Regions from separate parts of the Homo sapiens genome. Here region 2 is linked to region 1. Evidence: chromatin contacts called from ENCODE Hi-C or POLR2A ChIA-PET data. All regions are on one chromosome and are shown on one strand. The core of a region is the stretch at or near the end of the contact, and the rest is flanking DNA. Distances in the headings are between cores, read along the strand shown. Region 1 has its middle 41 kb from the start of PDLIM5. Region 2 has its middle 42 kb from the start of BMPR1B-DT.

The links. A loop is a pair of places that touch in the nucleus more often than their neighbours do. ChIA-PET counts read pairs that join two places held with the same protein, here RNA polymerase II (POLR2A).
Region 2: a loop to region 1 is called in a map of HCT116, with 2.4 times the contacts of the local background. The contact joins two enhancer-like sites. A Hi-C loop is called at or near these places in 3 of 168 maps with a recorded cell type or tissue (HCT116, endothelial cell of umbilical vein and mammary epithelial cell). POLR2A ChIA-PET finds 5 or more read pairs at or near these places in 1 of 52 experiments (AG04450).

What each region holds. Positions count from the first base shown.
Region 1 is chr4:94,408,874-94,412,552 of GRCh38, forward strand. No RefSeq gene overlaps it. Among named protein-coding and RNA genes, the nearest start is that of PDLIM5, 41 kb to the right of the region's middle. Within about 2 kb of position 2,043, at least 12 of the 41 ENCODE cell types and tissues checked have a DNase peak (open chromatin) inside an H3K27ac peak, as active enhancers do.
Region 2 is chr4:94,713,471-94,717,149 of GRCh38, forward strand. No RefSeq gene overlaps it. Among named protein-coding and RNA genes, the nearest start is that of BMPR1B-DT, 42 kb to the right of the region's middle. Within about 2 kb of position 1,597, at least 2 of the 41 ENCODE cell types and tissues checked have a DNase peak (open chromatin) inside an H3K27ac peak, as active enhancers do.

The DNA.
Region 1 (3,679 bases), core at 793-3,292:
TAAACTACAAGTCTCTTCAAGCTCTGTCTCATACAATTTCCACCACCCCCTAAATTATAGATGAAAGTACACAGAGTCACAGAAAGAAGATTCCTATGCTAATTCGGAGCACTGTATTTTCAGGCAAATTTATCAGCTAAGTGCTGAGAGCGCTACTGCACTTTAGATCTGGAAACGCAGAAGGGTGCTCAGGAAACTTATAAATAGAATGGTTGCAGATAGTTTGATGTCAGCTTTAGGACATAAATAATGTTTAGCAGGTGTCAAATCAAGGCTTGGTTCTGTCTGACATTTTCATCAGTGACCTAGATAAGACATTGGCAATCTATGGAGCTAAAGTCTCTCAAAAGAATTTTACATTTTCCTTCTGCTGTCTCCTGCCCACAACCTGTCACTCCTTTTCTTCTCCCATAATCATGCCCCATGCCATTCCCACAGCTCAACTGATCTCAGTGAGAAGTTAGATTATTTAATTAATTACTACTAAGTTGTCAGTGACTAATATAACAGCCTTTCCAAACATCTTAGAGACCTTTAATTTTTTTAAATTAGTCTATTTATCCAAAATAATAATACTCTTTAGTGGGTGACACATGTATCTCTGTGCTGACTAGACTATTTCTTCCTGCCAAGCATGACCATAACTCCTCTAAATTCATTTTTTTTTAATTCTTGAAAATGTTGAAAGGATGGCATTTTTTCTACCTGAAACTGAACTAAACCTCTGAACTTTCCTCAGTATGATGCTTCAGGCAGCTACTAGCAATTAATCAGTGAAAATCAATTGGCGCTTGCCATGAACCTTAATTTGCCATTTCTGATGTATATGATGTGAATACATTCCTGTGTAGAGGTAGAGAATAATATTTTATAACCTTTCAAAAACACCCCCATAGCCCATTTTATTTGAAAAAGATAAGGTTACACTTCTTTTTGTTGTTGTTGCTCTCCACTCCTTACATATAAACAATGCTAAAGCTTGCAGAAAAAGAACATGTCTACAACTTCAATTTTATCAAAGAGATGGCAAATCCTTCCCTGAGGATCACTTAGATATAACAGTTATTTCTGGAAGTAACAAAAATGCCTGCAGTGGCATGGAATTTTGTAAAGTGGAATTCTAGCCATAGGTAGTGTATTCTTAATGAATATACCACTACATTTTTTTAAATTGAAATGACACCAATTGGACAAAAATCCACAAGGCCTTACAAATGAGGCTACTTAGAAACAGCCATGAGTATCTGACAGGTCAGGAAAGTAAACTGTTTCATACAGACTTTGCTGTTAAAAATACTCCAGTGATGTGTTTTTATAGGCAGGCAAGGGAAAATGTCCATAAATAGCTCTGGGAAGTTTAGCCAAGAGTTTAAGTTGCCAGTAAAAATATTAAATTGACCATCAATAGAAATATTTCAAATTTAGTGAATACTTAAAAAGGCAAAAATAAGAAGAAACTGAATGATAGCAACATTTAAATTTGTAGAATTATTTTCTCTTTGCTATATTCTGTATTTTTCTAATATTTCAGTGTTTCTTTCCCTATTTTCATATCCTATGATTTTCTTCATCCCAAATTATATTTTCATTTATCATTGATTTAAATGCTTTATTTCTTTTTTGTTTGTGAAGGTGGATTTTTTTTAACCTTATTCCAGAAACTTTCCCATCTGAATTTCAAATCATCGTTGCTTAACAGTTCATTTCTTTTCAAGGGATGGGGGGTTACTCTTTAACGAGTATGAGGGGTTGGGAGGGAAAACTTCACCTTTCTGACACTGGAAATTCGAATCAGTAAGATGTCCTTCATCCTGATACACGCTTTCTTGGGTGTTTACTGTCGGCACTCAACCATGAACTATGACTTGGCATCTGTAGTCTCTAATCCTAACTCAGGTTTATGAAGTTTCACAATTTTTTCCCTAGAGAACAGCCAACGCTGAGCTGGCGCAATACCACGGAGCACAGACCTTTGAGGAGCACACTACTGGCATCCATATAAGGAATACAGGACTTGGTCATGGCAGCCCAGGGCAGCAGGAGGAGTGCACTCAGCTCTTCGTAATTCCGTGCAACCATGCAAGTGAGGACGAGGCTGTCCGGCCCCTCCCTGATTGCCTTCTCCCACATAAGTTTGAGAAGGAGGCCTTGGACAGCACATACACTAAAATTTGAACGATGCAGAGAAGATTAACATAGAGTCAGAAAGAAAGAAAGAAAAAGGAAGGAAGGAAGGAAGAAAGAAAGGAAAGAAAGAAAAAGAAAGAAAGAGAAAGAAGAAAGAAAGAAGGAAAGAAAGGAAGGAAGGAAGGAAGGAAGGAAGGAAGGAAGGAAGGAAGGAAAAGAAACATGCTGGTTGGCAATATTTCAGAATGATGGTCTGATTCATGGTGACTTCTAACTTATTAATAAAGAATAAATATTTTCTTGAAAAACCAATTCCATGAACAGTTACTTAACTATATATATATATAATATAGTTTATATTAAAACTATAAATTTTAAAATTGAAAAGCTTCTTAAATCAAAGCCTTAACATGTTTCAACTCTCTCCTCTGATGAATTTAGAAGAGTTACTGTAACTCTTAAGCTATGCCTGAGTTGGAATTCAGAAGTAGGATCAGGGCTTAGCTTGAATCATTTGTCTAGGCTTTTTGATCTGGGGAAGCCATTTCATTTTTATTTCCTTTAGACACAGAAAATGTTTTCCCTTGTGTTAAAGTGGACATTTTTGTCCTCACTAATATTTTTCTTTTCTTTTCTTTTCTTTTTCTTTTTTTGAGACAAAGTCACCCAGGCTGGTGTGCAATGATGTGATCTTGGTTCACTGCAACCTCCACCTCCAGGGTTCAAGCAGTTTTCCTGCCTCAGCCTCCTGAGTAGCTGGGATTACAGGTGCCCGCCACCACACCTGGCTAATTTTTGTATTTTTAGTAGAGACAGGGTTTCACCATGTTGGCCAGGCTGGTCTCAAACTCCTGACCTCAAGTGATCTGCCCACCTCAGCCTCCCAAAGTGCTGGAATTACAGGCGTGAGCCACCATGCCCACCCTAATATCATTTTTAATATTGTAAACTTGTCAGTTCTCTCTTATATTCCAATTTTCCTCACGCCTCTACTCACATTGTTTCTTGCCAGTTACCACAGTAGGAGTAATCTTATCTAGCAATTGTAGATAATACATTAAATTTTAATGTTAAAAACATTCTTCTTAAAATTCTTGACACATGACCTGTGTTATTTCTTCTGATACTCTGCCATTGAAAGCTACAAAGGAGGTTAAGTGTCTACAAAATCCCGCCTTTCCTGTTTTCCTCAGTTACTGCAATTCCAAATTTTTACTGGGAATTTTAATGTAAACAAGTTTGCAATGATTTTCATACCATCCTTGAAACCTCTGAGTCTTGTAAGCATCTCTAGGATTATGTAGAGGATTTCATTTGTTTTCCCCATTTTTTCTGTAGCCTAACTTAACATGACTAAGGTTCAAGGACATGGAAAATTAACCTTACACTTTGGAAACACAGATCAAGTGACATAGACTCAGTTTAAGAAGGTCATTTCATGACTCACTGATAATTATTTCAGGACAGATTTGATAATTGAGAGTGAGCCATGTTAGTCTTCAAAACAACGTAAGAAAAAGTTACTGATTTGCTTTTGGAAAAGCATATTCAT
Region 2 (3,679 bases), core at 347-2,846, 300 kb after region 1:
CTGGGACTACAGGTGCACGCCACCACACCCAGATAATTTTTGTATTTTTAGTAGAGACGGGGTTTCACCATGTTGGCCAGGATGGTCTTGATCTCTTGACCTTGTGATCTGCCCACCTTGGCCTCTGAAAGTGCTGGGATTACAGGCGTGAGCCACCACACCCAGCCGACTGTATTCTTAAGTAACTTTATCTTTGAGAATTCTAGCTGTCGCATTCATATTTGAATATTTTGCCTGGTTATAATAATTATGGGTCATGGTCTTTCTCAGAGCCTGGTAAATGTTGCTCCGTTGACTACTAGCATTGAACTTTGCTGTAAATTAGATTAAGAGTCTAGACTGATTTTTCTCTCCAAGTAGAATGTATATATAATATATATTTTACATATTCTGAGTATGTTTATATTCTATATTCTGATATATATATTCTCTATAGAGAATTTTGTATTTTGCTTCAACTCTTAAAGGCTAGATTTAAGTAATGTTTTTTTCAGAAGGTCCCAGGGGGCTGTATTTCTAAGTGCTTTCTTTATCTTTGAGAATTCTACCTGTTGCATTCATATTTGAATATCTTTCCTGACTATAATAATTATGGGTCATGCTTTTCCTCAGAGCCTGGTAAATGTTGCTTCATTGACTACTAGCACTGAACTTTGCTGTAAATTAGATTAAAAGTCTAAACTGATTTTTCTTTCTGAGTAGAATATATATACGTGTGCATGTGTGTGTGTGCGTGTGTGTGTGTGTGTGTGTGTGTATGTCTGTAACCTGCAGTTCAGTAACTGCTAGGATGAGTGTTAAGATTTCCATTTTAAATTTTACTGAAGAATAGCCTGTATCCTGCAATTATAGATTTTTCCTTTATTTTAGAGACATTTTCTTGTAATATACTATATTTGAATATATCTTCTGTTCGTTTTGTGGGGTCTTTGCTTCAGAGACCTCAATTATCCTTATTTTGGTGCTGACTTCATTTGTTTTCCCTATCTATTAACTTTGTTTCACTTTAACCACCATATTTCTTTCATCCGACTTGGTTGTATAATCACATCGTTAAGATCTTTTTTTAGTTTCAGTGTTCTCATTAAGATGAACAATGCAAAAGGAATCTCCTGTGTTTTGAATTTTATTTTTTTCTGGATTTTCTTTTTTTTTTTTCTTTTGCTTCCCACCGACTGCTTGAGATTCTATATGTTCTTACTCTTTATCTGTACCTTAAGGAAATGGTGGGGAATGGGAGGAGTGTGCAGGCTGTGTTAGATGACCTGGGGTCCTGCACTTTTTTCCTGAACTTTTATTACATATCCTGTACAAGGGTTCACTCCAACTAATTAGGGCTCAATACCATTCACAATGGGGAGTGAGTGTTCTTGGGCTTTGGATTGTTTTCTGTCTCACCCATTTCTCCCCTTTAGTCCTTGCCACTGTTCCTCAGTCAGAAGAGGAATAGGGTAATAAAACCAACTCAGTTTCCTTTCCTCCATATTTGGAAGTTTTTGTGGGAATTCTCAGATTTTTGTGAACTTACCAACATGGTTTCTGGAAAGCTGAGGGCTGGATTCAGAGCCAAGCTATGTCCTTTAGCGTCACTTCATTCCAGAATCAGCTGCTTCTTTATTGCAATACATTGTGCCTCTTTCTTTATTTGGTGGCTTGATGAATTTTTCTTCATGTTGGTTTTTACTATTCTTTTTTTTGAGCTGGAGTCTGGCTCTGTTGCCCAGGCTGGAGTGCAGTGGCACAACCTTGGCTCACCACAACCTCCACCTCCCGGGTTCAAGCAATTCTCCTGCCTCGGCCTCCTGAGTAGCTGGGATTACAGGCGTTTGCCCCCATGCCCGACTAATTTTTGTATTTTTAGTAGAGACGGGGTTTCACCATGTTGGCCAGACTGGTATCAAACTCCTGATTCAAGTGATCTGCCCTCCTCAGCCTCCCAAAGTGCTAGGATTACAGGCGTGATCCACCATGCCTGGCTGGTTTTTACATTTTTTATTTTATTTTATTTTATTTTTTGAGACAGAGTCTCACACTGTCGCCCAGGCTGGAATGCAGTGGCGCAATCTCGGCTCACTGCAAGCTCTGCCTCCCTGGTTCACGCCATTCTCCTGCCTCAGCCTCCTGAGTAGCTGGGACTATAGGCGCCCGCCACCACGCCCAGCTAATTTTTTGTATTTTTAGTAGAGATGGGGTTTCACTGTGTTAGCCAGGATAGTCTCGATCTCCCGACCTTGTGATCCACCCGCCTCAGCCTCCCAAAGTGCTAGGGTTACAGGAGTGAGCCACCGCACCCGGCCGGTTTTTACATTTTTTAAAAAACCTATGATAGGCAGCTGTAGTAGAATAGATAAAGGCATAAACTCTAGAGCCACACTTGCTGGCTTCAAGTCTCGCTCTTTGCTCAATGAGACTGGGCGTGAAGCTATTTAGCTTCTATGTTAGTTTTCCAGTCTGTCAAGTGCCTTCCTCAAAGCGTTGCTGTTAAGATCAAAGCACTTAATGCAGATAAAGCTTTTAGAACCATCCCTGGCATAGAGTAAGCACTTAGTGAATGTCAGATAATCTTTTTATTTTTAATGCAGTTATCTTTGTTAAGTATTAAGCAGCAGAAAATTCTTTTCAATCTATCTCCTTAAGCCAGAAGTCTCTGGTTTTATTCTTTAGCTTAATGTTTCCTAATATTCTTGAGTCTATGATATATATATGCAGCCTGACTGAATGGCACAATGAGGTTATTCAGAGGTAATATCTATTGGTCTAAACTTTCTACTTCAAACTCCCCAAATCATGTAAACATGCCCATTATTCTCCTTTTTCATTTTGTCCTCTTCTCACAAAAACTCTGTCAAATGTCAAAAGTGAAGAAATCCACGACTTTGGAGTTTATTAAGCCTTAATCTTCTCTGGTATATAGTATATGCTCCAATTGCTGTTTATGGAATAAAGATACTGAATCTAAGACTTGCTCCACAATTGTTGGAATACTGACACCCTCTAAGTATCATTTGAGAGCTCATGCTATTATTTCATGGATTGTGCATCCTAAAAAGAACCAATTTATGTAGTTACCTAGACATCACCTTTTATCATTGCATAAGTTAACATATCTTTCAAAATATATTTTTGGCTTTTCAAATATCTCACCCATGCCAACAATCCCTAAATGGTGGGCCCTACAAGTATACTGCATATGGGTTACACATGGGCAGTCATATTGATCCCTCCCAATGGCTGGACTGAGGCTGGAAAGCTGGAATGCCCTGCTTTTGGACTTTTCTACTTAGCCCTACAACAATGGTCATTTCTTATGTATGCCATAACTTGGAATAAGTTGGGGTGAATAGAGGGATTTATGCAGTCAAGAGATCAATTATGCCAAAACACAGAAGCTCTCAAGTAGACCCATGACTTTGGAGAGTTTATGAAGTCTTAACCTTCTCTGGTATATAGTATATGCCCCAATTGCTGTTTACTGAAGAAAGATACTGAATGTAAGACTTGCTCCACAATTGTTGGAATATGGACAAATGATGGGTTTGAGAAGGTTTATAAAACTCTTAAAATTGTGTGCAAACTTTGTGCATGTGTTTTTCTGAGGGTGTGTAACTTTTGTAAAATCTTTAAAACAGAGTTTTTCAAAGTGCAATTTGAGGTCCAGAATTATCTGAAAAGAATGTTG